Linked DNA regions of Mus musculus: all the other regions are linked to region 5. The links are chromatin loops, found by intact Hi-C in ENCODE. Cell type or tissue: left cerebral cortex. All regions are shown on one strand.

Region 1 (5,000 bases), 490 kb before region 5:
TCAGTAACTGTAATTGTAAAAGATTTGAGTATTGCCACCACTGGGATGGTGGTGTTATGAGCGTTGACTAAGGTGTCTTACAGCAAGGGCCCTATGGGAAGTGATCTCTAGATGTCAACTTCTCTTCCCTTACCTCTGGACTTTCCTTTATCCAATACAGAAGTGTGATCAACCCATTCTCTCATTTATCTTCTGAACTGAAACTACAGCAATCTTACAAATGTTTTTCTTGTCTCTGCAGTTGAGCGTGCGTGCGTGTGTGCGTGCGTGCGTGCGTGCGTGCGTGCGTGTGTGTGTGTGTGTGTGTGTGTGTCTGCTCCTCACACTAGAAGTACAGTAGTCTTTCTGTGGCTTATGTCACATGCACAGTGAAGATGCCACCAAAGGCATGTGCGAATCTTACAACATGTCTTTCTCATTCCTGTCCAGTTTCATTTTTATGCATTTCTTTCTTGCTGCATGTTTTTTTTTTTTCTGCCTACCAGAGTCCCCATAACCTACTTCCCTCCTTGACAAGAGGCTATGGGTTGAATTGGGTCCCCGTTCCCTCTGCCACATGTGTTGACGTTCTAAAATCCAGTGTCTGGGAATATAATCTTATTTGAAAATTGTGGTCTTTCTAGATGATCAATTTAAGATGGGGTCATTAGGATATAGGCTCTAAACCAACATATCTGTGCACTAAATGGCTCACACAGAGACACAGAGACACACAGTCACACAGTCACACACACACACACACACACACACACACACACGAGCGTATGCACAACATGCACAAAAGGAATGGCTTAATAAAGTAAATTGACATATCATCTCATACTCTTTTTTGATTTTATCTTATATTTTATTATCAGTTTATTATATTAGGGTTTTAAAATATAAGGTCATGGCATATAAGTTTTTAAAATCTTTAATTTTGTATTTTATTATAATTATTATAAATGTTACCAATACACCAATAGATTTTTAAAAATATCAGTGCCTTGGTATTTTTATTTTATTCTTCTCTCATACATTGCATCCTGACTGGAGTTTTCCCTCCTTCCAATCATCCCAGTCCCTCCCCCACCTCCCTTTCACCCCAGATCCACTGCATTTCCCTTAAGCAAATGAGCAGGTCTCTCAGGGACACTCATCAAACATGGCTTAACAAGATATAATAAGATACAATAGGATACAAGATACAATAAGACTAGCTACAAATCCTTATATCAAGGCTGGATGAGATAACCCAGTAGGAGGCAATGGGTTCCAAACTCAGGCAAAAGAGTTGGAAATGCTTTCCATTCCACTGTTGGTAGTCCCACAAGGACACCAAGCTACACAACCATAAGGTATATGCAGAGGACCTAGGTTAGACCCATATAGGGTCTGTGTTTGTCACTTCAGCCTCTGTGAGCCCCTATGAGCCCTGCTTAGTTGGTTCTGTGGGCCTTCTTCTCCTGGTGTCCTCAACCCCCTGGATCCTACAATCTGGCTTCTCCCTCTTCTATGGGGGTTCTCCTGGCTCTGCCTAGTGTTTGGCTGTGGGTCTCTACATCTGCTGTTGCTGGGTGACACCCCTATGATGACAACTGGCCTAGGCACTGATCTATGTCAGCTCTCATTCTTGTCTTTTGGAGCTAGAACACTTGAAATCTGCCCTTCACGATTTTCAAAATTAGAATTTTTCTTTTTCTTCTGATTGCTGTACTGTGTATTTGGTAGATTGGAATCACATCCTTTAGAAGACACAGCTTTAAGGATTCTGTTAAGTTAGCTCAAAGACATAGTCAAAATTATCTCTGAAAATCCTTCTATAATAGATCATTAACTATAGTACATGCAGTTTTTCAGCGTGTATACCATCTGGGACAGTGATTTTTAATGTATCCATAGAGAGGAATCCTAGGAAGTAGGCTTCCCAAATAAAACCAGTGGATGGGAGAAAGCAGTCTCCATTTAAAGCCTGTCTTCCAGCCTGTGGAGGTGGCATATGTAACTGGTTCATATGCCTTCTCTCTCAGAGTGTAAACACAGAATGGTTGTACTTTATTCCATTTTTCACATTTATAGCTTCCAGCTCAACTCTGACGAACCTCGGCTTCCCACGGAGAACACAGTCACAGCTTGCTTGCGTAACTTTTCAGGCCTCGTTCTCTTTCTTTAAAGCTTAGTCCTTTGCCTTTAAAGACTCCAGTCTCATCTCTAGTTTACAGCTTTCCAGCCATCAGAGTTCTGCTGGCTGAGCACCAGTGGAAGTTTGGTGCCTTCATCAGTCTGTGCTGAGAAGTGACTCTGTCTCAGACGCATTCAAGTCTTCTAGACAATTAAGGTCCTTCTAGGACTTGGCCACCGTCTCTGGCTGCATCATGCCATGTTCTTCTTGCCATATTCTGTGAAGACTGAGTGCCACCCCTGGTTTCATTTGTGTTCTCTACCTTGCAGGCAAGGGTGGCATCTGTTTTTCATACTTATAAAGAACAGTTCCCTTGAGATGTGAGCATGGTTGGCTTGTTTCTATTTCTTTCTTTCTTCCTTCCTTCCTTCCTTCCTTCCTTCCTTCCTTCCTTCCTTCCTTCCTTCCTTCCTTCCTTCCTTTCTTTCTTTCTTTCTTTCTTTCTTTCTTTTTCTTTCTCGAGACAGGGTTTCTCTCTGTAGTTCTGGCTGTCCTTGAACTCACTTTGTAGACCAGGCTGGCTGGCCTTGAACTCAGAAATCTGCCTGCTCCTGCCTCCCAAGTGCTGGGATTAAGGGCGTGCGCCACCACGCCTGGCTGGTTTACATTGCATTTATTAAATGTGTATCTCCTTCATACCAATAATGGACCAGCAAACATATTGGCTCGTCCACTCAGGGTGAGCAAGTCCAACTTTTATTTCTTTTTATTATGTGTTGACGTGTGTGTGTGTGTGTGTGTGTGTGTATGCGTGTGTATGTATGTATGTATGTATGTATGTATATGTGTATGTATATGTGTAGAGGTTAACCTTGGGCGTCTTTCCTCTGCTGTTGTCCACCTTTTTTTGAGACTGGTCTGAAGCTTGCCAAGTAGGCTAGAGAGCTCCAGGGATCTGTTTGTCTCTGCCTCCCCAGCACTGAGATTACAAGTGTGCACCACCACATGCAGCTTTTTCTTGAATGAGTTCTGGGGATCAGATTTAGGTCTTTATATGTGCAAGACAAGCGTTTTCAGTACTGAGCTGTCTCTCCAACTTCCCTCATCATCAGTATTATTTTTTCATTTTTTTGGTGTTATATGAATATGTATAACATATATATATATATCACATATAGCATGGTGTGTGATATGCATGGTGTGCATGGATTTTGCATATGTTTGTGAATGTGCATGTGTGGGTGTGTTCCTTCCCATTCACCAGGTCTGAACACTCCTCTGTGACATTCTCTGAACCTGTGACTCTCTCCTACCCTCACTCTCTCCTTTCCTCCCCCTTCCTCTCTCTGTCCCCCCCCCCCCGTGTATGTGTGTGTGTGTGTGTGTGTGTGTATGTTTGATAAAGATGTCCCATTTAAGACCTAGTATTCAGTCTCTCCTCATTAATAAAGTTAGGTTTTTGAGGATTGGAGTCGCATGCATATATTAAATATATAGAAAAGCTAAGTCTTGCTATTTCAAAACAATCCTCTAGCCTTGTGGATAGTAACTGCCATTCCTCACTCTTATGAATTATTCCAGAAAAATTCTCTGTAAATATATGTATAGAGATAGATACACACATCCCCTGGATTTCTTCATACCTGGCACCATAGCATTTCTTCTATTTATGACTGGCGTCTGCATTTTCCAGTATATCTTGGAGGTGGTTGTGCATTGGCACACATAAACTACCTACTTCTTCATGGCTCTGTAATATTTTGTTGTGTGGACATGTAATTATTGAGAGACATGCAGGCTGTTTCAATTCTGTTAACTATTTAAAGCACACATCTGACTTCTTAAAGGGCCTTGACCTTTTTACTTTTCCATTTTGAACTGACAGAATAAAAGGCTAAGAGCATTGAGATAATTTTCTCCACACGCCTGGCTTTTAATGAGCTATTTTAGGTTTGTCATGACTTTCACATAATGCTTCAGTGTAACACTAATCAACTTAATCTTTCAAGTGAAGACTGATGAGTCAGTTATCATTGAAATAGTAATGTCGGACTCAGTCATGCAGGGTTGAATTAGAGCATTTCCCCCTCAAACTGACAAAAGAGTCAAATTTTGTTTGTGTTCTACAACTCACCAGTCCTTTGGGTATCATTGCCTTTGTATCATGTAGTCCAAACAAATGATCTGAAAATAAAACAAAAACATGAGCATAAAGATACAAATCCTAGGTAATTAGTATAGAGCAGTGATTCTTAGACATCAGTCTGTCTCAACTGCTTCCTGCCTCTTCTCTTCACCACTGCGCCTTCTCCCCCCTCTTCCTTTCTTTCTTATTTTCTTTCTCTCTTTATGCTTTCCTCTCCTCCCCTGTCCTGTCCTGTTCTTTCTGCTCTTTCTTTCTTCTGAGACACCGTCTCACCCTCTGCATCAGGCTGGCCTCAAATGTGAGCATCTTTCTGTTTACAGCCTCCCAAATGCTGGGACTAGGAAAATACCACCACACCAAGCAAGGATTTATGATTTTTGGTGTGAAAATCAGCTTTCTTTTTTGCTCATTAATTTATATAATCTCAGTTGGATCTACCGCAGTGCTACTTTGTGAAGAAAATGCATATTTAAGCAATTTTTGTAGTCTGTTTTAGTAAAACTTCTAGTGAAAAAGTCAGCTTCATAGAAGCATTGGATGTTTATTAAGGAAACTTAAAAAAAACTTTAGCAAATTAAAGATGTTTACTTTACATTAAGCAAGGTGTCCTGTATTTTCAAAAAATACCTTAAGTTTTCATTAGTGATTAGTTCTAACAATTTTAGTTAACCTTAACAATCTAGCCTTTATAATTATAGCTGAGTTTCAATGACCAAAATACTTATTATATCCAAGATATGTGAATTTCTTTTT
Region 2 (5,000 bases), 530 kb before region 5:
TCATGTTTGACATTGTTCTTTGGAGTGGAGCCTGAGGCAAATCACATTCTGTATATTACATCATCCTATAGAATACAGGTGCATCCATGTTTGTGGGACTTCTCACTCATCTTATTTCTACTAGGATGCTGCCTCTTCCTGCGACACACAGCGCTATCTGTATGTTCTTGGATGGGGCTGCCAATCAATATTGAAGGAAATTCCATTAAGCAAAATTGCCTCGTGTTTGACCAGAGTCTTGAAGACAGTTGTCTGTTTCGGCCTATGCTTTTAAAAATTTAAATTCGTATTGTTATTGTGCAGTGCTGGGGACTGAACCTTGTGCACGTTTGGCAAGTGCATCACCACTGAGCTATATAACCCTGGCCCCACCTGTGTGTTTTAAAGTCAAAGATGCCTATGGCCATTATTTATACATTCCTGTGAAAATGGTCATCTTCAAGAAAAGCCAATACTTGTTTTTATTTTCTGCATGGAAAACATCTCTGTCCTAATTAATCATGGATAAGGAAGGGCAATTTATGCTAGATGAATACATTTACATTTGAACAATTCGAATTTTGTTCCAAACCATCTGGAGTAAATCATATTCCAAGCCTGTTTTTCACAACTAGTGGTTTTTCATGCTCAGTAAATGTTTTCCAAGCAACTGAATGAAGCTGCTGGCAGATCCTTCCACATAGGTGGCTCTCAGATGCCACTCTGAAGCTAAAGCAATGTGGTGCTAGGGATGAGTAATGCAGGTGGAGAGGTGAGGGAACGCACACAGGGAAGCCCAGGCGGGAGAGAATGCACACGACCTTTGGTAAAGGGTGACGAGAGAAAGCCTCCTTAGGTCAGAGACAGATATGGACTCTGCCTTTGCAAATGTGGCCTGTGCAACCATAATAGACAGGGATATTTCTTGCTTCTCTTTGTGCAAAGTGTCTGGGCTGCATGGCAATTTAGTTTTCAACTCTGTGCTTGGAAGCTTAATTTTGTCTCTCCCCAAAGGTCAATACAAAGAACCCATTTCCTTCTGCTCCCAGAGCATGGGATCCGTGAGTGGAATGGTAAAACGTGACTTCGTTTTCTCCCCTTGGAGAACTATGAAATGCTTATTCACTAAGCATGAAGTCCGCAGTGATCTGTTATTCACTGCGGACATTCTATGGACAGAATGAGGCATACATTATTTATTTTGCATGAAATGAAGTGGTTAAAAGGAGAAAAGGAAAACACTTTAGGATATAATGCAAGGACCAGGAGAGAGAGAGAGAGAGAGAGAGAGAGAGAGAGAGAGAGAGAGAGAGAAAGGAGGGAGAGAACAATCAGGAATTTCAAGGTGTGTGAAAGTGTGTATGCTTGCCTGCCGGTGTAAGCACAGCAAAGGAGGTGATGTCTACATTAGCTATATCCACTTTAAAGGTTTGGCCTACTTCAACCTATAACCTACGGCCACTGTTCACAAATCTCAAAGATCCTATTGAAAATTTTGATTTTACTTATATTAATAGTTGAGTATTTATTCATGGTATACTACCTACAAGGTATTATGATAGGATTGTGCGAGAATATTCTTGTAATGTTTACTGGGCACAAAATATACACCAGCCACTACACAAAGCCCTTTATTTTGGTTATTTAATTCTTATGACAGTCTTGTGCAGTGCACAATATCACCTCCACTCTCTAGTATGTGATAATTGTAGACAAAATAAATATGGAGGGGTTAAATTAAAAATATATACTATATACATGGGAGAGGGGAGGAGAGGGATAGGGTAAGGGAGGGAGGGGACGACCTCTTTCTAGGTAGTCCAAGTTGTTCTCTAGTCTTACTGGGATTACAAGTCTGTATTGCCACAGCTCTCTGGGACAGCAGTCTAATTTCCATTGTATAAATACACCGAATTTCAAGCTTCGGTTTGAGAACTGACTTGAGATTTTAAACTCCTGGTAAGAGCAGACATTTCCGTGCTGGTTTTATCACCCCCCTGAAGGTGGTTATTCACTCTTCCTCAAAATACATAGCCTTGTAGAAGAGATCAACTGAATTTATAAAATAGGAAGTGGTAAGGATTTATAGTAGAGCATTTCACTTGTGGTTTTCATTTGCAATTAGGGATGGCTGGCTGTATTTGACCTGTATCTGGAGGTGTGGAATTAGAGTCCCACCACCTGTACACAAAGGATAAACAGGCTGAGAAAGAAATTAGGGAAACAACACCCTTCTCAATTGTCACAAATAATATAAAATACCTTGGCGTGACTCTAACTAAGGAAGTGAAAGATCTGTATGATAAGAACTTCAAGTCTCTAAAGAAAGAAATTAAAGAAGATCTCAGAAGATGGAAAGATCTCCCATGCTCATGGATTGGCAGGATCAACATTGTAAAAATGGCTATCTTGCCAAAAGCAATCTACAGATTCAATGCAATCCCCATCAAAATTCCAACTCAATTCTTCAACGAATTAGAAAGGGCAATCGGCAGATTCATCTGGAATAACAAAAAACCGAGGATAGCAAAAACTCTTCTCAAGGATAAAAGAACCTCTGGTGGAATCACCATGCCGGACCTAAAACTGTACTACAGAGCAATTGTGATCAAAACTGCATGGTACTGGTATAGTGACAGACAAGTAGACCAATGGAACAGAATTGAAGACCCAGAGATGAATCCACACACCTATGGTCACTTGATCTTTGACAAGGGAGCTAAAACCATCCAGTGGAAAAAAGACAGCATTTTCAACAAATGGTGCTGGCACAACTGGCTGTTATCATGTAGAAGAATGCGAATTGATCCATTTCTATCTCCTTGTACTAAGGTCAAATCTAAGTGGATTAAGGAACTCCACATAAAACCAGAGACACTGAGGGTAGGAACCTAACAATTTCACATCCTTGAAATAGCCTTTGGCGCTGAAGCAGCAGTTTCCCTTGCAGCCACAAGGTGGCAGGACAGCTCTGTCCATTTCTGTATTACCTACAAATAATAAAGTACCCATTTTCCATGAAGAGAACAGGAATCTTTTTTTTTTCCCCTAAAAGAATGCTTGTAAGAATTGTGACTAGGAATTATAGAGAAATACACTTTATTTTCTGTGATTTTTTAAAAAAAACTCATATTTATATAATTTTAGATATTATGTTGAAGTTTTAACTTGAATAGAAAATCTTAGATGACTGAGTGTAAGCTTGACAAATCCATATAGAGATATTAAATGTGGGAGCATATTTTATTTATCTTACGTCTAATTGTATTAATAACATGTTCCTGGGATAACATATTTGACAAAAGCAACTTAAGGAAGGACTGGTTTGTTTTGGTTCAAAATTCTATGGCCTATCTTGGTGGGGGATCGGGAGTGTCATGGCACCAGAAGCTGGAGGCATCTATCATTCGGGTCTAGGGGATCAAACTTGGGTTGTCAGACTTGGTGGCAGGCTCCCACTATTCCAATATGATAGAATTTTATGAGCATAAATAAGGACAAATGAAGAACCAGGAAGGAAATGTGTCCCACTCCCAAACTACACTGCAGTCTCTGGGAATCTCAGGGGACCTTGCAAGGTTGCTCCAGGTTTTTTGTTTTTTGTTTTTCAGTATTCAATGGAAAATACAACAGTATTCTATACCTGGGCCTATTACTGGCTCTAGGTACTTTGCGGTTTCAATATGAGAAGTTGCTGTCTTCCTTTCAGTGAGGCCTTGTCTTTGGGGGCCTAGGTCTTGGTGGTTGTTGTGAAAGAGAACAAGGACCACAAACATCCGTGTGTTATGGGCAATGAAGGGTAGCAACCATGCTGATTCCAAGGCTAGAGAGGTTGACAGCTAAGCACACAGATCCCACATGTGATAAACAATATTTAAAAAAAATTATGCGAATAATCTTTCTAAATGGCAGTTATTGGTTAGGATATGGGTGATTAGTAAGTGATCTGGGCCTAATAATACTCTTGGTATTTACTTTATAAAGCCTAGGGACATGATGCCAAAATTAGTAGGGACAAATCAGTCACTATGAACCAAATGTTTGGTAACCTAGAGTTTAAATCATTTTATGTATTATTTGTGGTGGTTTTTTTTTTCCCTTAAAAGCTTGGCACTTTTCTATCATAATTTTGTCTAAACATACAAATGTAACTATGCACCTAGTTTGGAAAGTATCTTTTCTCTTTTTGTGTAGCTTTTGGGGTGATTCCTCACTGGCCTGTCAGATAATACAGTGGCAACCTGCTGTGTTTCCTGGTATCTCTAAAGGAATTGTTTCTGAAAGCCACGGATACACAGTATGTCTTCACAGGCAAGGCTGGGTGTGGTCACCACTTTGTGTGAATGCCGTATGTCATCGATTCACACCTTGTTTTTCTAGTCAGCATATTTGGGAGATATCTTGGTTCTTTTCACTTGAAATTTTATTTAATATTTCTAACAGTCTAACTTTACAAGCCTGGTAAGCATATTGTGTACGAAAGGTTAATGGTACACAAAGTTGTAATTACTTATCAGTGTACTCTTGCCCCCAGCTTAATTGTTATTACATTCTATAGTAGTAGAACGTGTAGCCTTCTTTTCTAAGTATATAAAAATGTCTTAATGATGGATATACAGGCACATGTGTTGCTTTTAATGACGTAAGGATTAATACATACCTTAACATTTTCAGTTAATGCAAATACCCAAAGTCCTCTCATATCCACCCCATGTTAGTTTGTAGAACTTTTTCATTACATGCATAAACATTCATACTACATGCATATTTTATGCTCTTCTGAGTGGAACTATTTCTTGTCAGTTACAACCTGTAAGCTGCCTCATTCTTTTCCATAGCTACTATAATATATTATCTTATTTGCTTACCAGTGGAGTTTAGGTTATTTTTCATAGTAAACATAGTACCTTATGAATATACTTGAGTGTGTAATATGTATCCATATAGACAAATGTGAATCCTAGAAGCAATCTTGTTAAGTGAAAAGATATTTTGCCTCTTGATAAATTATACCTGGTTGT
Region 3 (5,000 bases), 710 kb after region 5:
AAAAACACAAATGAAAATATGTACAATTCAGCAGAAGATTATAGTTTGAGTGTCTTTTGCTAGCTTAGAGTGCTACCAAGGACCACTCAGTTTCAGGACTTCCATAGTGTGATAATGAAGAGGTTTTAGCCCATCCTAGCAACTCAATGGAAAGAAGCTAAAAGAGCAGGAAAACTGATTCTGACCTCCATTTTCTTGCAGTTTCTCCCAGCTTCCTGCATTACTTGTCTCGTGGTCCCGTTTTCACATCACATCAACCATGTTTCTGTTGAAGCATCTCCTTCCATTCAGAAAGACAACCTTACTGTGGTTTTAGGAAACACTTGTTACTATATTGACTCACTCATGGCATCCTCAATACTTTCCATTTCAAGATACTTACTTTAAAGGGGTCTGCAAAGTTCTAGTTTTCCATAAAAAGTACTCACAGGGTTTGAAGACTGAGGTGTGTGGAACCACCACTCTACCACTGAATGAGCAGAGATTAACAAATAGTACGGGTGGTGTAGGGCATTGGATCAGATCCTCCTGCTTTATTCAGAGTGGAGGTTCTTGTAGAGCAAGCAGTTCAGGATCAGCATCATTTGGTAAGTACTCAAGCTTGAATACGCAGAATGGGAAGCAGCCTTGGCAACAGTACCAATGCACAGCTCCAGGGTAAAAGTCAGAAGCTGTCGAAAGCAGGGGGTAAACAGAGACCCTTTCCTGCTCTTGGGAGCAGCTGACTTGCATTTATTCTTTGTCCAAGAGAAATGTCACTGAGAGACCTATCCATTCTTTGAAGGTTAAATTATCATTTTTAATATCACTCTGTATTTAACTTGTTTGGTCTTACCATTGTTCAAAATGGGACTTAAAAGATGACTTGTAAAAGTCACTATGCCACTTAAACAGGATTTAAAAGAAAAGGTGTTTGTCCTAATTTTGTTATTAACTTTTGCAGAAGGGAGAACACGCTTTTATAGATGGGGGAACTAAAGGGCTCATCCCTAGCCTCTAACCAGCCACCTGCCACTTCACCACTAACACACAATAGCAGTACATATTAGGTAGAAGTCAACAAAAAACTGGGAAGTGGTGGCACATGCCTTTAATCCCAACACTCAGGAGGTAGAGTCTGGAAGATCGGATCTCTGGGAGTTCGAGGCAAGCCTGGTCTACATAGTTAAGTTCCATGACAGCCAGGCCTGAAAATAAAAAGCAAACAAACAAAAGTCAACAAAAAGTATAGAAAGAGGTTGTGCAAAGTACATATCACCTAGTTATGGACTTATAAAATGTTAAAGGCCAAGTGTTCTCTAAGAGCAGGCACCACAGCCTTCACTTTCTAGAGGACTCAGAGATCTTGGAAGGTCACCAAATGATCCCACAGGAAATATCGCAATCAAGACTGGTGGCCACATTCCAGAGTATCCACTAGTCAGGTGGACTCCAAAATTTCAAATAGAAAGTATGAACTGATTAGGACCCTAAATCAAGAATCCTGGCTGCAGAAAGCTTCTGCAGTGTGAGGATAATCAGTTAGCAAAGTGTGAAGATTGAGTTATTCAGTCTTCTGCCTGGGTGTACTGGAACTGAAATGTATAAGGAGGTACCTCCAGAGCGAAGGAAACCATGAGAAATCCTTGTAGCTCTGTAAGGATGACGACTGGCTGGAGGATAAGATCACGAAAGAAAGAAAGAAAGAAAGAAAGAAAGAAAGAAAGAAAGAAAGAAAGAAAGAAAGAAAGAAAGGAAGGAAGGAAGGAAGGAAGGAAGGAAGGAAAGAAAAGAAAAGAAAAGAAAAGAAAAGAAAAGAAAAGAAAAGAAAAGAAAAGAAAAGAAAAGGAGAGAGAGAGAAAGAAAGGAGGAGGAAGGGAGGAAGGAGGGACGGAGAAAGGAAGGAAGGAGGGAGGGAGGGAGGGAAGGAAGGAAGGAAGGAAGGAAGGAAGGAAGGAAGGAAGGAAGGAAGGAAGGAAGGAAGATCAGCAGTGGCAGTAAGCTTTAAAATGTCAATCGATAGATCAGGGCTGTGTTGTGTGTATTGGGAGAGAGAGATGGAGGCTCATATGTAGAAACAGAAGCCACACAAAGGGACTGCCTGAGAAACAATAAATAAATCTGAAAGCTCAATTCTAAACACAAGCCTAAAGGTTCCAGAGAGTTATCTACAGAAACAAAGACGGAAAGAGTTCACAGTGTGGCAAGGGCAGCCAGTTAGAGTGGAGAGCATAGCAGGCATCTCCTTCCAGTGAAAGGTGACAGTGAGACTGCTTCAGCAGGGAACTGTGTCACAATACTGGGGAAGGGGAGCCTGCAAGGGGCTGAAGTCAAAGGCACAGATTTGTCATATTTTGACCCATAAAAAAGATATACACCAAAGGGCAAGGCCACTGACTAAAGTCCAAGCTATTTTCTCTGTTTTGTTTGTTTGTTTGTGAATACTTAATAATCTTTATGAAAGTGAGAGGAGAAAGGATGTACTAGTGGCAAATGTGTTTTAGAAAAAGAAGAATTCATGTTATTGACAACATTTTGTAAAGTCAAATTTTCTAGTAGAAATTGCTCACACAATTAACATTGGTTTTCAGGTACAAGTTTGGAGGTGTTTTCTTTTTTAAATTTCTAGTTGAGTACTTTTAAAGAGAAATTCATTTTCTTGTATACTTTCATTTTGTGCTTCACTGATAGCAATGAGAGAGGAGGGAGGAGAGAGGGAGAAAGAGACAGAGATCACAGTTCTCAAAATGTTACCAACACACACACACACACACACACACACACACACCACAAACCTTTCTGTATAAATATCAACCACGCCATCTTGTGGCTTGTACATTTCTGCAGTCCTGCTTTAAGTCACAGTTTGAACTGTGCACACACTAAAATTTCTCATTACCTTTAATCATTAAATAAAATATGAATTCTGATATGATGAACATTGACTCTTGTGCAGTGTTAATGAACTAGATTCATATTGTAAAATATTTATTGTGAGACCAAGGGCAATTACAAAGAGAGCAGATACAAAACCCTTACCAGACATTTATGCCTTAATACGGGCTTATGAACTTGGAAGCAATTGTTTTCTGTTCAGCCTAAAGCCACTTCCCTTCATGTTCTCTGCATCATCTCCTCTGTTTCTCCGTTATTATTTATTATTTTGTTTTCCCCTCTGGTCTATATTAGAACTTAATAGACTCCTTGTGGTGAGAGATTTTTATTTCAGTGTTTCAGCATTACATACCCAAATGCCTAACACTGCCCCTGACACACAGCAGGCACTCAACAAATATGTGTCAAATTATGATAACTAATAAAGAAGGCTGAATAACTAAAATTTATCTTTCAAATAAGACTAATGAGAGCACTTTGTAGGAAAGCATAAATTAGAAAAATCTCCGTGACTGATGTGAACTGATGTTTCCTCAAAAATTCAGTAAAACTAGTTTAAATGCATACCTCTAGTACTTTCAAAAGATGCAGCAATTCAGGTCATGTTGCTGAAAGCGAGACTGTTAGGATAAGGCATCCATTATTCAGTGATGTGTCATGAGTCATGAGAAGCCCTCTTACAGAAGCTGTGGCTTTACCAATGAACTGGTACCTCTTTGAATCAATAGTCAAGTCAGAACACCTGGGAAAATCACATTTTGATGTTTGCCAGAGTCTATGGGGTTATTAAGTGACATTTGGATAACCGATTTAAGCCCTGCCATTGGGAGGCTCCTAACTTGCTGACTGGGCCAATTTGCATGCATAGAAAGAAAGTACCAGGGTCTAGCTTCGTGAATATGAACTTAGGTCACATCAAACATGCCTTTAATGGTATCCAATTTATACTTTGAATTCTGATTAGTGCTGTTTAAACACACACACACATACACACACACACACACAGAGAGAGAGAGAGAGAGAGAGAGAGAGAGAGAGACAGAGAGACAGAGAGAAACAGAGACAGAGACACAGAGAGACAGAGAGACAGAGAGAAGGGGAATCATAAGAAGAATCTATTTGTGAGCAAGAGGACATAATAGAAAAGTATCAATGGGAGAGGAGGTCCTTGTTCCTGTGGGGGCTAGATGCCCCAGCATAGGTGGATGCTAGGGCAGTAAGGTGGGAGTGGGTGGGTGGGTAGGGGAGCACCCTCATAGAGGCAGGAGGAGGACAATGGGATAGGGGATTTTCTGGAGGGGGGGACTGGAAAATAACCGATAAAGAAGTAAAGTAAAAACAGAATTGTACATAAGTTCAAATTTTATATTGCATAGAATTTCAGCTTGTGGACTTTATTGCACTTAGCGTCTTTACAGGTTCCCAGATGATTGTTAAGGGAAATGTTCACTTCATTAGGACATTGACAGTCATCCCAAAGAAAATAAAGCACAGACAATTGGAATAAAGCCTTGGAATATTAGAGGGCATGTCCTAATTGGCTGTTTGCCCCACTCCCTATCCTCTTTCAACTCCTGGACAGGATCCCACAGAACTGTGCAGAGGGCAGGAATGTGGTATCTACCAGTCCAATTCAGTTCCTTTGTCACTTGATTCTAAGACAGTATGTTAATATCACCTTGAGAGCTTGTTGAATTGCATAGGTCAAGCACAGGTCAAGGTTGCTTCTTTCCACCTCTATAGATGTGTAAGTACAGGAATCTAACATTCCTGGCATCCTGGTTTAGGTGAGCTTCAGGACACACTTTTGAGTACCTTGGTGAATTTCTATAAATCATGTAGGAGCACACTGTCTTTTGTCCATCCATATATCACAGGTCTTCCTGACGCACAGTCTGTGTGGGTGACTCACTTGTAGGTGTGGATGATGGATGAAAGATTACATATTCACACACTTGAAGAAAGACAAGGGCAGAAGGCAGAACCTTGAATGTTCCAAGGTCCAAAGATCCTTGGGACCTCATAAGTTTCTTATAAATAATATTTTGAACCCCTCAATTTTGTGTGACCATTTTTGTTTTTTCTTTTAAATACCATGTCCCTTTGGCAACTGAGTAATTTTGTCA
Region 4 (5,000 bases), 730 kb after region 5:
AGACCCAGCATTTGACAGAGTACTCTAAAGAAAAGATGTCCTCCTACCTGGCTTACTACACACACACACACACACACACACACACACACACACACACACACACATGCACACCAGTATATGATCATGGTTCTTGATTACTTCTAGTATGTAGGGCTTTAATACAAGAAGTGTGCTTGCTTCAGTACTTTTTTCCAGTGCCACGTCTTGTGAGCCTTACTGAAAGGTAAAGCTACAGATACATGTGTCCACGTTAGAGGGATGACAGGAAGAATGAAAAGAACTAGGTAGTGAATTTAAAGGGAGCAGAGATAAAAGAAAATCGGGAAAGACATACAAATGGGGGCTCTGATGATACTGGAGCATGGCTACAAGTGAGAAACAGGAGAGAGAGAGAGACAGGGGGTGGGGGGAGAACTTTTTTAAGTTCTTCCCAATGATTCCTTCTTTCCCAGACAATTCTTTTTTTTTAATTAATTAATTAATTTGTTTTTTTCACTCCATATTTTATCCCCCGCCGATCCATCTGCAGGAGGTATGAGATGTGGCACAGACAATTCTTGACTGACTGACTCGGGGTTCAGATAATTGAAAGGCACTTTTGAGACACCACCAGCAAAGTAAGAGCTTCCTTATTTAGAGACTACCTACTCTGGGCTAGGGAGGATGCTCGGTTGCTGAAGTGTTTGTTGTGCAAGCATGAGGACCCGAGTTCAATCTCAAGAATCTATATTAAAATGTACTTTTTAATCCAGTCGTGTGGTAAGCTTCACTTGTAATATCCTCCAACACAACAGAGGCAGAGACACTGGATCCCTGGGGACCACTGGGGAGTCACCCTGGCCTAATTGCTTACTCTTAGGCCAATGAAAGACATTGCCACAATAAACCAGGTGTATTACTCCCAAGTAATAAAACTCTAGGTTGATATTTTGGCCACCATACTCACTGACACACTTGCTCCCCTGTGAACCAAAAAGTGTCATCTTACACATGCACAGATAGATATATAAAATAGAAACCAGATGCTTGCTGAGATAGAAAATTCTGCAGCTAAACAATTTATTGAAATTCTGTGAACTGTATTTAAATTGATCCAGCGACAACAAAAATATGTGTGTGTGTGTACAGCTATGCACATTCATTCATCACTTGGTTGAACTTCTTGTTCTCTCTTTAACAGTCACCATCTATGTTCCATGCTCTCTGGTGGTCTAGACCTGAATTGTCCTCTTACTAGCGAGAAAAACACCTTAACTCATTACAATGGCTCATGCAGCTGTTTTTAACTCGATCATAAAAGGCATCAATATTGTATATGCTATTAAAGGGAATACATCTGGGACATTTGCGTTCTGGTTTTAACATTGGGTAAACTGAGTCCTGGGGATATAAAAGTGACTTGGCCAAGGCCAGAGTGACTCAGGGACAGAAGGCTGAGTGATATGGAATTGATAGTGTTAGGCTGAACCCCTGCTCTTCCCCTGTACAAGCTGGGAAACCCAGTCTACTCTCCTTCCCTGATCCCCAACCGCGGAGTGAAAACTCCACCTCTGTCTTGGAGAAAACTCCGGGCTAACATGTCAGCATTTCCTGGAACCCACCCAAGAGTGGCTGCCAGGGGATCAGTTTTTAACCAGGTATGGGCAACAACCCCATCTCCTAACCAACAAGTAATCACTCCTCACCAAAACTCTATAAAGTCACGTTGCTTAAACCTGGGTGTTTGACTTCACTGACCTCCACCTGTGAGACCAGCGAACTCCCCTTAGAGCTGCCTCCTGATAACTATGCCTTTACCTACTTTTAATCTGGTCTAATCTGGCCTATGTGTTGGTCACCATAGGAAACGCCTATCGGATCCAGTTACCATTCCAACGTGTTTTTGGGTTGTGAATTTTTTTTTAATGCAGCATTTTTTTCTTGGGGTAAAAATGTCTTCAAACCTCAGATTCATTAGTTTACTTTTTTTTCCTTCCTCTTATTCTCTGCCTACTACCACTACTTCCTTCTTTAGATATCGTTTGTCATTCCATTATTTTCTTTTCTTCAGTGAAAACGTGTTAGAAATATATTGTATACACTCTTAAAATTGGAAAAAAAAAATCCATCCACAACTCCAGTGCTAGACAATTCTCTTTCTTTTAGCATGTTGTAATTGTTTTTTACCATACATTGATCCATTTTTCTCTTAGTGAAGCCATTATGACTAGGCTAGTTTATATACTGACAGTTTTATTTTCCAGGTGATTATCAGCCTTTTTTGTCCTTGCAAATCTTTGCTTCATACTGATACATGTTAATTTGGGGCTATATCCGAGGGCTACTGAAATCGTTTTAAAAATCTGCTATATTCCAACGGCCCCTGGAACAGTCCATACTTCCAGACAAAAGAGGATGCTGTATAAGGACGTGTTTGCTCCAAGTGGACACTAAAAACACAGACTTGGGTTTCCCACCTGTCAAAACGTCTTTGTGGCTGAGAAGGGAGCTGTGTAACTTGTGTGGGGTCAGTGGGTCATGGATAACTTTGGGTTTCTTGTCCTCCTTAAAGATGGTCCTCTTCATTTGGCTCCGCTGTGCCGCTCTCGGCTCGCCTCGTTGGAGCCGCCAGGGGGCGCTGTGGCCCGGGAGCGTGGCGGCGGCGTATCGCAGACCCTCCCCCTGCGTGCCGGCACCGCCCTTTCCCAGGCTCCTTTGCGGGTAAACAGACATGGCCGGCGAGGGAGATCAGCAGGACGCTGCGCACAACATGGGAAACCACCTGCCGCTTCTGCCTGGTAACCTCCGGGACGGGCGCCTGGCCGTGGGTGGAGACCGAGGACCGGGGCCGATCCCGCAGGGAGGACGGGGACAGCTACTCGGGCGCAGCGGCCGGTGGGAAGCCTCCCGTGTGAGCCTCGCCCTCCGCAGCTCTGCGCTTTCCTCCCGGCCTGTCTCCTGGGCTGTCGGGGATGTTGGGGCCACGGACTTTGGTTTCCCAGAGCAGGGACCCCCATTCCTTTCCATCTTTCTCCCAAGCCGGCCTCCCTGAAAATTTTGTGGGAGTAGGCGAAGTTGAGAACCGGGTGACATTAGCAGCCGTTACTTTTCCTGCTCATCTGCTTTCTCATAAGACTGACAGCTAACATGCAGTAGGCATTTGCACGTCGTGGGCCCCGCAGTGAATGCTTTGCGTGCATTTCTGCTTTTATTATTACACCTGTCATCTGTCCAGAGCCTTGCTTATGGAGGAGAAACTTATCGACGGGTTGTTAAATGTATACCATCCAGTGACGTGGAAGGTCACACAGTTGCAGATAGGGCTGCGCGGTGTACTGATCTGCCACCACAGCTGGTATCTCTTAGCTATCTCTCTGTGGAGGTAGTTATTTAGCGGTTTTTCTCAGGTCTGCAAATAATATGCCTACTTTTAGGGTACTCAGGAGAACGGTATTACCGATTTCTCCTGCTTACTTTATGCCTTTATGGTTTATGACAACTTATGTTGCAGTATTGAATGCTGAAAGTGGATGAACTAGTGGTACGGACTGTTCTTAGAATGCTGTAGAAACACAGACTATTGCCAGAGCCTTTTGGTTGTAGTTAAAAGCCATGCAGTCTGTTAACCTTGTTTGTAGGAAAAACATCAGTCGGCTACTTTTAGGAGGGTCACAGTTAGGATAAGGCTATTGAGAATAATTACAATCACAGGTGCAGTTCATTTAGAGCCATATAAGCAACTGCTGCTGGGTGTACTGGGTTTGTGTTTTTTGCTGGATTGGATACCAGGCACTCCCAAATCCTCTGAGCTATGTCTCCAACTCCTGCTGTGATTTTCATGGGTAGGGATTATTGTGGGATTTGAAAATCTTGTGATGGAGATTCACTTAGGGTTCATTTGTGGACTAGGTTAGTCCTACATTGTTGAAACCGTGCATCCTTAGTCATTTCAGTTAGGAACTTTTTTGTGTGGGGTGTGAAGAAATAATTTCAGGTTTCAGTTTGTTGCCTCAGAAGGTGTGCTTCAGGTGTGAATGTGTTCCTTGGTGGTAGTGTAGACAGAAGAAGAAATGCTGGGTGCAGGGCCAGTGCATAGAAAGCACCTTTTCTGTAAGCCACTGGTTATTGAGCTGTACTCGCGGCAGTTCCTAAAGGTGATCATCTTTCAACAGAAGAGATTTCAGGGACAGCAGCTCCACTGTGAATGGAGCAGACGTTTAGGGAAAGTGGTGGAGTAGGAGAAGGGTGCTCCCCCGCTATTGGCATTCATCAGGTGCTTCTGTGTGAGCCACCGGGAGCTCTGAAAACTCTGTAGTTTCTCAATTTGAAATATTAGAAGGAAGAGGCTCACAGATGTTGTAGATATAGAATAGTGGGTTTCCAAATTATAATAGTTTTATTTCTGGAGACACTTTGGCTTGTCCCCTGAATTCATGTAGTGTAACTTGCTTTGAAAAGTGATCATCCTTAACAGCTAAGGGAATTGCTTAACATTTTAGGTGTGAAGAATCCATATTGGACAAATTAAGTGCTCAAATAAAAACATAACCAAGTTGGAGAAGTTAATTATAGCCTGTTCATAAGCAAATTCTTTTAAAGAATAAACATAGGAAATTTCAGGTGTATTAGCCCTGGAGCTAATAGCAGGTACTTTAAACTTGCTGTAGTAAAGAAGAGAATGGGTCTCTCCAAATGTCAAGTAAAATCTACATTCTCGGAGTTGTAGATGAAAAAATTAAATTCAGAATGTTTTTCTTATTTTAGCTTCGTCTTTATCGCTTGATAAACTTCCCTATTGTCAATAAAATCATGTTTAGAAATGTTAAATAGAAACTATCTGCATACCACTTGAATTATGTTCTTCTCTTTGACAGAGCCTTTTATCTAGGAATTTATAATAAAAATAAAGTAAAATCTTCATGTTTTTTCATAAGAACATCCTTTTAGGTAGTTTGGTGTAAATAATAATTTTCAAAAATGGAAAAGCTGACCAATTTGTAATGAAACCTTATGCATTTTAA
Region 5 (5,000 bases):
TTCAAATTCCTTCATGTGAATGGATGAGGCCAGACATCTGCCAGGATCCCCTTACATTTGCATGCAAATTAGAGACTTCATGACACACAGGGCCTTGGAGCCAGTAATATCACTTGGACTCCAGCTTTATACAGGTCAACGTATAAATCTTCCTGAACTTTCCACTCAAGTTCTGCCTTTTAAAAATGAAGTAATGACCATTCGTGTGTAATATTAATTGCCTAGATGGCTGTGGTAAATTGAACTACAAAACAAGATAACAGGATAGACTCAGAAGACGCTACAGGAAAAAGTCCAAGTCAGCAGTTGTTTCCTTGGCAAATTTGAATGCATCCACATTTGTTTTATTATCTGGGTCTGCGAATGAACATACTAAAGACAGGATGCGATCTAGGAGCGTTTGCCTACGTGATTCAGGCACTCGAAGGCGTTTACACTCTGATCCCTCACTCTTTGCTCAGTTGGCTTTGAGGCTATTGCTGTGGATACCGCAGACAAGGTCCCTCTGGAGCAAGTACTACTACGGAATCTTCCAGCCTGCGCATCCGTGCCTGCTGTCCTGTCCGGCAAAAGACCCAGGACGAACTTTCCAATCTACCCAGTGTGCAGGGCACCTCTTGGCTGCTAGGCTTTCGGTAGAGGGTTGGGGGCGGGGGGAGGAAGGGAGGGAACCCAGCCAGCCAAGGACTTCCCTCTGAGGTAGCGGTGACCGCAGGAACCTAGGAAGCACCGAATCAGTAGGCAGCAGCCCACACCCCTCTCCTTGCAGCACAAAGGACACTCGCTGGCAAACTTTCCTAGTCACTGACCCCAGAGCAGAATGCCTGGAAAAGATCAAGACTTCCCTGAAATTTCCACGTCTGTAGCAAGCCTCCTTAAGGGAGCTACCCCTTCTAGGCTCAAAACAGTTTTCTCCTCCTTGGACCACATAACAGTTGAGTATGTTCTCCCCAATGCTCTGACTTCAGTATCCTCAGTGTTTTGTTAATTACACTCCTTGCTCTTTATTCTTAGCATCGTAGCCTCTGCCGAGACCTTTTCCTCTCCCCACAACCTGCCACCTTTCTTTCCTTTTGACCCCATTTCCAACTCCCTGGGTCTTCTGTCTGCTCTCTTCCCAGGTCCCCAGCTTCTTTCCCCTGATCACAGCACCAAGCCTTCTCTTCTCTTTCCCCCTCTGATGGGTCCCTGAGATCCTGGGGCCTCAGCTCCAGTCACTGCCTTTTGCCCATTTCTGTCTGGCCTTTCTTCTCAACTATTGCTCTCGCTCGCCCTGCTTCATTTTGAAGGCAAGAGGGTGATCGGTAGATTCTCCTTTCCCGACTTCGTTTTTCCTCCTTGCTCGAGAAACCGCGCCCCCTTGTTCCCCTTAGCCCTGAGATCTTATCCCGAGGTTTCTCAAACGCAGTAGGGTCCGCCAAGCTGCCAAGTTTGTCTCTACTTCCTCCCTGCTGCCTCCCACACCTCCCGCTGCCTCCCACACCTCCTGCTGCGGCCCAGTTGGTCCGGGCACTTACCCTAAGGCTGGGCTGACAGGGGTGTTGGGGTGCGCACGGAGCGGGTGGTGGTGGCAGCAGCAGCCACTAGCCGGAGGATGAGGACCGGCAGAGCAGCGCCTCCACCCAGCCCGCAGCGCGCACTGGCTCCTTGGGGGACCCCCAGCAGAGCACCAAGATGCAAGGCGAGACAGCCGCGGGAGCAACAGCTGCTGCGCGGGGCTGGGCTAAATCGCGTTCTTGGGGGTCGTGGTAGAGACAGGCGGGAATAGGAAAGAGGGTAGAAGAAATGGGGTGCAGAGGGCGGGGCAGCGAAGGATCGGTCTCAAGGAAGGCGCCCGAGGCGCCTCGGAGTGCGGTGGCAAGGATGCCACTGTCTGGGAGGACGCCGCGGGCCCCGGTCCCCGCCCGACAAGCGCTGCAAACCGGGGCGCACGGCCCTCGCCTGGCTTCACGGCTTGCTGCCGGCGCCCTCCGTGCGCCCCGCTTTGTGCTCCCCGCAGCCGGCGTGCACCTGGTGTAAGCAAAAGCGGTCAGCTGATGGGCTGCGCGCCGATTGGCTGCTTAGCGGTCTCCTCCCCTCCCGCCCGACCCCCTTCCCGGCCTCCCCCTCCCGCCCTCCCGCCCGCTACGCCCGCCTAGGCGCAGTCCCGCGCTGGGGCACCATCTGTAGCCCGCCCAACAAAGGGGCAGCTCGGGCCCGCCACCCTGGGCCTGCCAGATCGCTGCAATGCCACTACAGCCGCTGCAGGGAGCAGAGAGCCACTCCTTTTTTCTTTTTTTCATTTTCTTCTTTTTTAAAAAAATAGGGACGAAAGACTGTGACTGGGAGAGGAAGGCAAGGACAGGGGAAGAACCCTTGTAGGAACGCCATAGTCTCCATGGGACTGCAATGGAGTTTTAAGTATGAGATCTGACCCATCCTTTGGAGATAGTTGGCTATGTGGTGCATACATACATACCCGCAGCTGAAATGGTTAATGCCCTTGCCGAACCCAGGGTAGTTCTGTGACCCTTAATTGCGAGGCAAAGCCACTGTGAAATTCTGGAGGCTTTCTGGAAACAATTCTGAAACTTTGAAACTGTGTAGTGTCTGTTTGGTTAGGTGTGAAACTTGTGTTCACATTAGCAGAGGATTGATTGAAAGTGCAGACTGCAGAGCGGTGTGAGGGCAAGGGTGGTGGGAGGCAGGCAAGAGTGTGGAAGGGAGGGTGGAAGTGGTTGAAGACTAGACCTGAACCAGGGTCTCAACTTCAAAGTGACAATCCAAAGCAAGGTTCAGGAAAAGCCTTTGATAAGTGCTATTGGGGGAATCAGCTTTAAGAGAGAGAGAGAGAGAGAGAGAGAGAGAGAGAGAGAGCATCAGCAACTTTGAGAAAGAGAACCTGATTTTATTTCCCCGGGATACTCAAGTCAAGAAATTCTGGGGAATTTGTGAAAGGATGGACCATGTAGAGACTGCCTTATCCAGGGATCCACCCCATAATCAGCATCCAAACGCTGACACTATTGCATACACTAGCAAGATTTTATCGAAAGGACCCAGATGTAGCTGTCTCTTGTAAGACTATGCCGGGGCCTAGCAAACACAGAAGTGGATGCCCACAGTCAGCTAATGGATGGATCACGGGGCTCCCAATGGAGGAGCTAGAGAAAGTACCCAAGGAGCTAAAGGGATCTGCAACCCTATAGGTGGATCAACATTATGAACTAACCAGTACCCCGGAGCTCTTGACTCTAGCTGCATGTGTATCAAAAGATGGCCTAGTCGGCCATCACTGGAAAGAGAGGCCCATTGGACACACAAACTTTATATGCCCCAGAACAGGGGAACGCCAGGGCCAAAAAGGGGGAGTGGGCGGGTAAGGGAGTGGGGGTGGGTATGGGGGACTTTTGGTATAGCATTGGAAATGTAAATGAGCTAAAATACCTAATTTAAAAAAAAAGAAATTCTGGGGAATTTGGAAGACTACGTTATCACAGAAATTACTTTTGAAGTCGTTAGTGCTAGGAGAGAGATTCAATAACAGTAATCCTGCATTCTTGATCCCTATATCCCCCCCCCCCCACCGTCTTGCATAGATATCTGAAAAGTGTTTGCTTACACTTGTCAATCAGCTTCATATCGTCCCAATAGTATTTTGTAGCCACTGGTAGTCAAATGGGGCACCTTAATAGGTTCTAGGGAAAGACACTGTTAGTATGAAGGTTAAATAATGAGTGAATTGTAGAGATAGCCAGACAAAAGAAAAAGAAAAAATAAGTTGAGTTTAGATTAGACTAGATTATGTTTTTTTTTCTCTTCATTTTTCATGTAGACTGCATGTAGGATAGAGTTTAAAAGGAGTTACTGGTAGACATAGAAACGTGTATGTGGCCTTTCAAGAGGACTTGGAAAGTCTGTATGTTCTTGGGAGATGGAGAGAGATGATACTGCACTGTGTGATGCAGGGTGGCTCCTAAGCGGCGGAGAGGTGGAGCTTGGATGGAGAGGGCTTACTCCAAAGATCTGTAAGAGCATCCAGGTTTTAGAAGACTCCATGAGGATGGTGGTGTGAATCCGGCACCAAGGTATGACCTTCGAAAACAGGCCAATATGGTTTTAAAGCTCAGAACTGCAATTAGGGTCTATGTCCCCATGGGAATGTCACTTTGCCGCTTTAAGCCTTAGTTTTCTTGGCTCTAAAGTGGGACTAATCACAGTCCCAGTCCAAGGAAGTGTGTTGCTTAAGTGAGAATAAGTAAGTACAATCCCTGCAGATGTCTTACTGTGTGGCAGATAGCAAGCACTGACAGACATAACCAGTAGGCATGATGTAGCCAGGTTTTACAGATTAAAAGAAAAAAAGAAAAAAAAAAAAAAAGACATCGAGTCAGATGGGGGATTGTGATGCCAGAGCTGTGTACTCCAAGAAACTGGCAGAGCCAGCAAGAGAAATGCTCTCCCTGCCATTCGAGTCATTTCTTTTAAACAAGCATATCATTTATTTACACCAATTTCTCTCTTCCCCAAAGTAAGAGTGAGGAAGGAAGCCTAACCTACTTCTACTTGGTCACTGCATTTCCTTGGCTCTAGTCAGAGGAACACTAGGAAGACCATGTGTGCCAGCAATGGGGGCAGGAACTTGAAGCTGGAAAATGGTTACTGCTGAGTGGAGGTCCAGAAGACATGGTGATGATAAAGTTGGGGATGTGGCCTAGTTGTTGGATATTGGATGGATTCTTTAGATTGTTAATGGCTCCACATTTTACAAACTGTATTCTTATAACTGTGCAAAGGGTGTTGGCAAATACTGTCTGCGCTGCCACTTAAAAGCCTTTGGCCATTGAGATGAGTGAAGCAGAGAGAGTACATGACTAAATCTAATTTGTTCCTCACTTAAATCCTCTAGTACATCCCTAAGTGAAGCCGTGGTGAATCCATCCTGTGCTTGGGGCCAGAATTTATTTGCTGGTCAAGTAAGTGCTTGGAGGGCACTGATGAAGACTGGCATCTTCAAAATG

What was found. Peaks named below come from ENCODE experiments on the same cell type or tissue, not always from the same donor. Only the 100,000 strongest peaks of a DNase experiment are listed, where the experiment ranks them.
Region 1: it touches region 5 in a loop (2.0-fold over the local background); 2 of 42 quality-filtered maps call a loop at or near these places.
Region 2: it touches region 5 in a loop (4-fold over the local background); 4 of 42 quality-filtered maps call a loop at or near these places.
Region 3: it touches region 5 in a loop (3-fold over the local background); 4 of 42 quality-filtered maps call a loop at or near these places.
Region 4: it touches region 5 in a loop (2.6-fold over the local background); 2 of 42 quality-filtered maps call a loop at or near these places.

Annotation. Positions count from the first base shown.
Region 1 is chr6:108,018,919-108,023,918 of GRCm38, reverse strand. No RefSeq gene overlaps it. Among named protein-coding and RNA genes, the nearest start is that of Setmar, 44 kb to the left of the region's middle. In left cerebral cortex, no CTCF peak of the experiment used is centred here; DNase peaks (open chromatin) are centred at 1,598 and 2,058; H3K27ac peaks cover 894 bases.
Region 2 is chr6:108,053,167-108,058,166 of GRCm38, reverse strand. No RefSeq gene overlaps it. Among named protein-coding and RNA genes, the nearest start is that of Setmar, 9.4 kb to the left of the region's middle. In left cerebral cortex, a CTCF peak has its summit at 2,942 (motif pointing right); a DNase peak (open chromatin) is centred at 2,932.
Region 3 is chr6:106,820,323-106,825,322 of GRCm38, reverse strand. No RefSeq gene overlaps it. Among named protein-coding and RNA genes, the nearest start is that of Crbn, 23 kb to the right of the region's middle. In left cerebral cortex, a CTCF peak has its summit at 2,829 (motif pointing left); a DNase peak (open chromatin) is centred at 2,778.
Region 4 is chr6:106,797,768-106,802,767 of GRCm38, reverse strand. Crbn (cereblon) reads left to right here and starts at 2,681. Exons shown (of 11, transcript NM_175357.3): 1 at 2,681-2,777. The coding sequence starts at 2,711. In left cerebral cortex, a CTCF peak has its summit at 2,608 (motif pointing right); a DNase peak (open chromatin) is centred at 2,648; H3K4me3 peaks cover 1,564 bases; H3K27ac peaks cover 904 bases.
Region 5 is chr6:107,526,761-107,531,760 of GRCm38, reverse strand. Lrrn1 (leucine rich repeat protein 1, neuronal) reads right to left here and starts at 2,035. Exons shown (of 2, transcript NM_008516.4): 1 at 1,518-2,035. In left cerebral cortex, a CTCF peak has its summit at 2,234; DNase peaks (open chromatin) are centred at 495, 1,511 and 2,055; H3K4me3 peaks cover 2,627 bases; H3K27ac peaks cover 1,922 bases.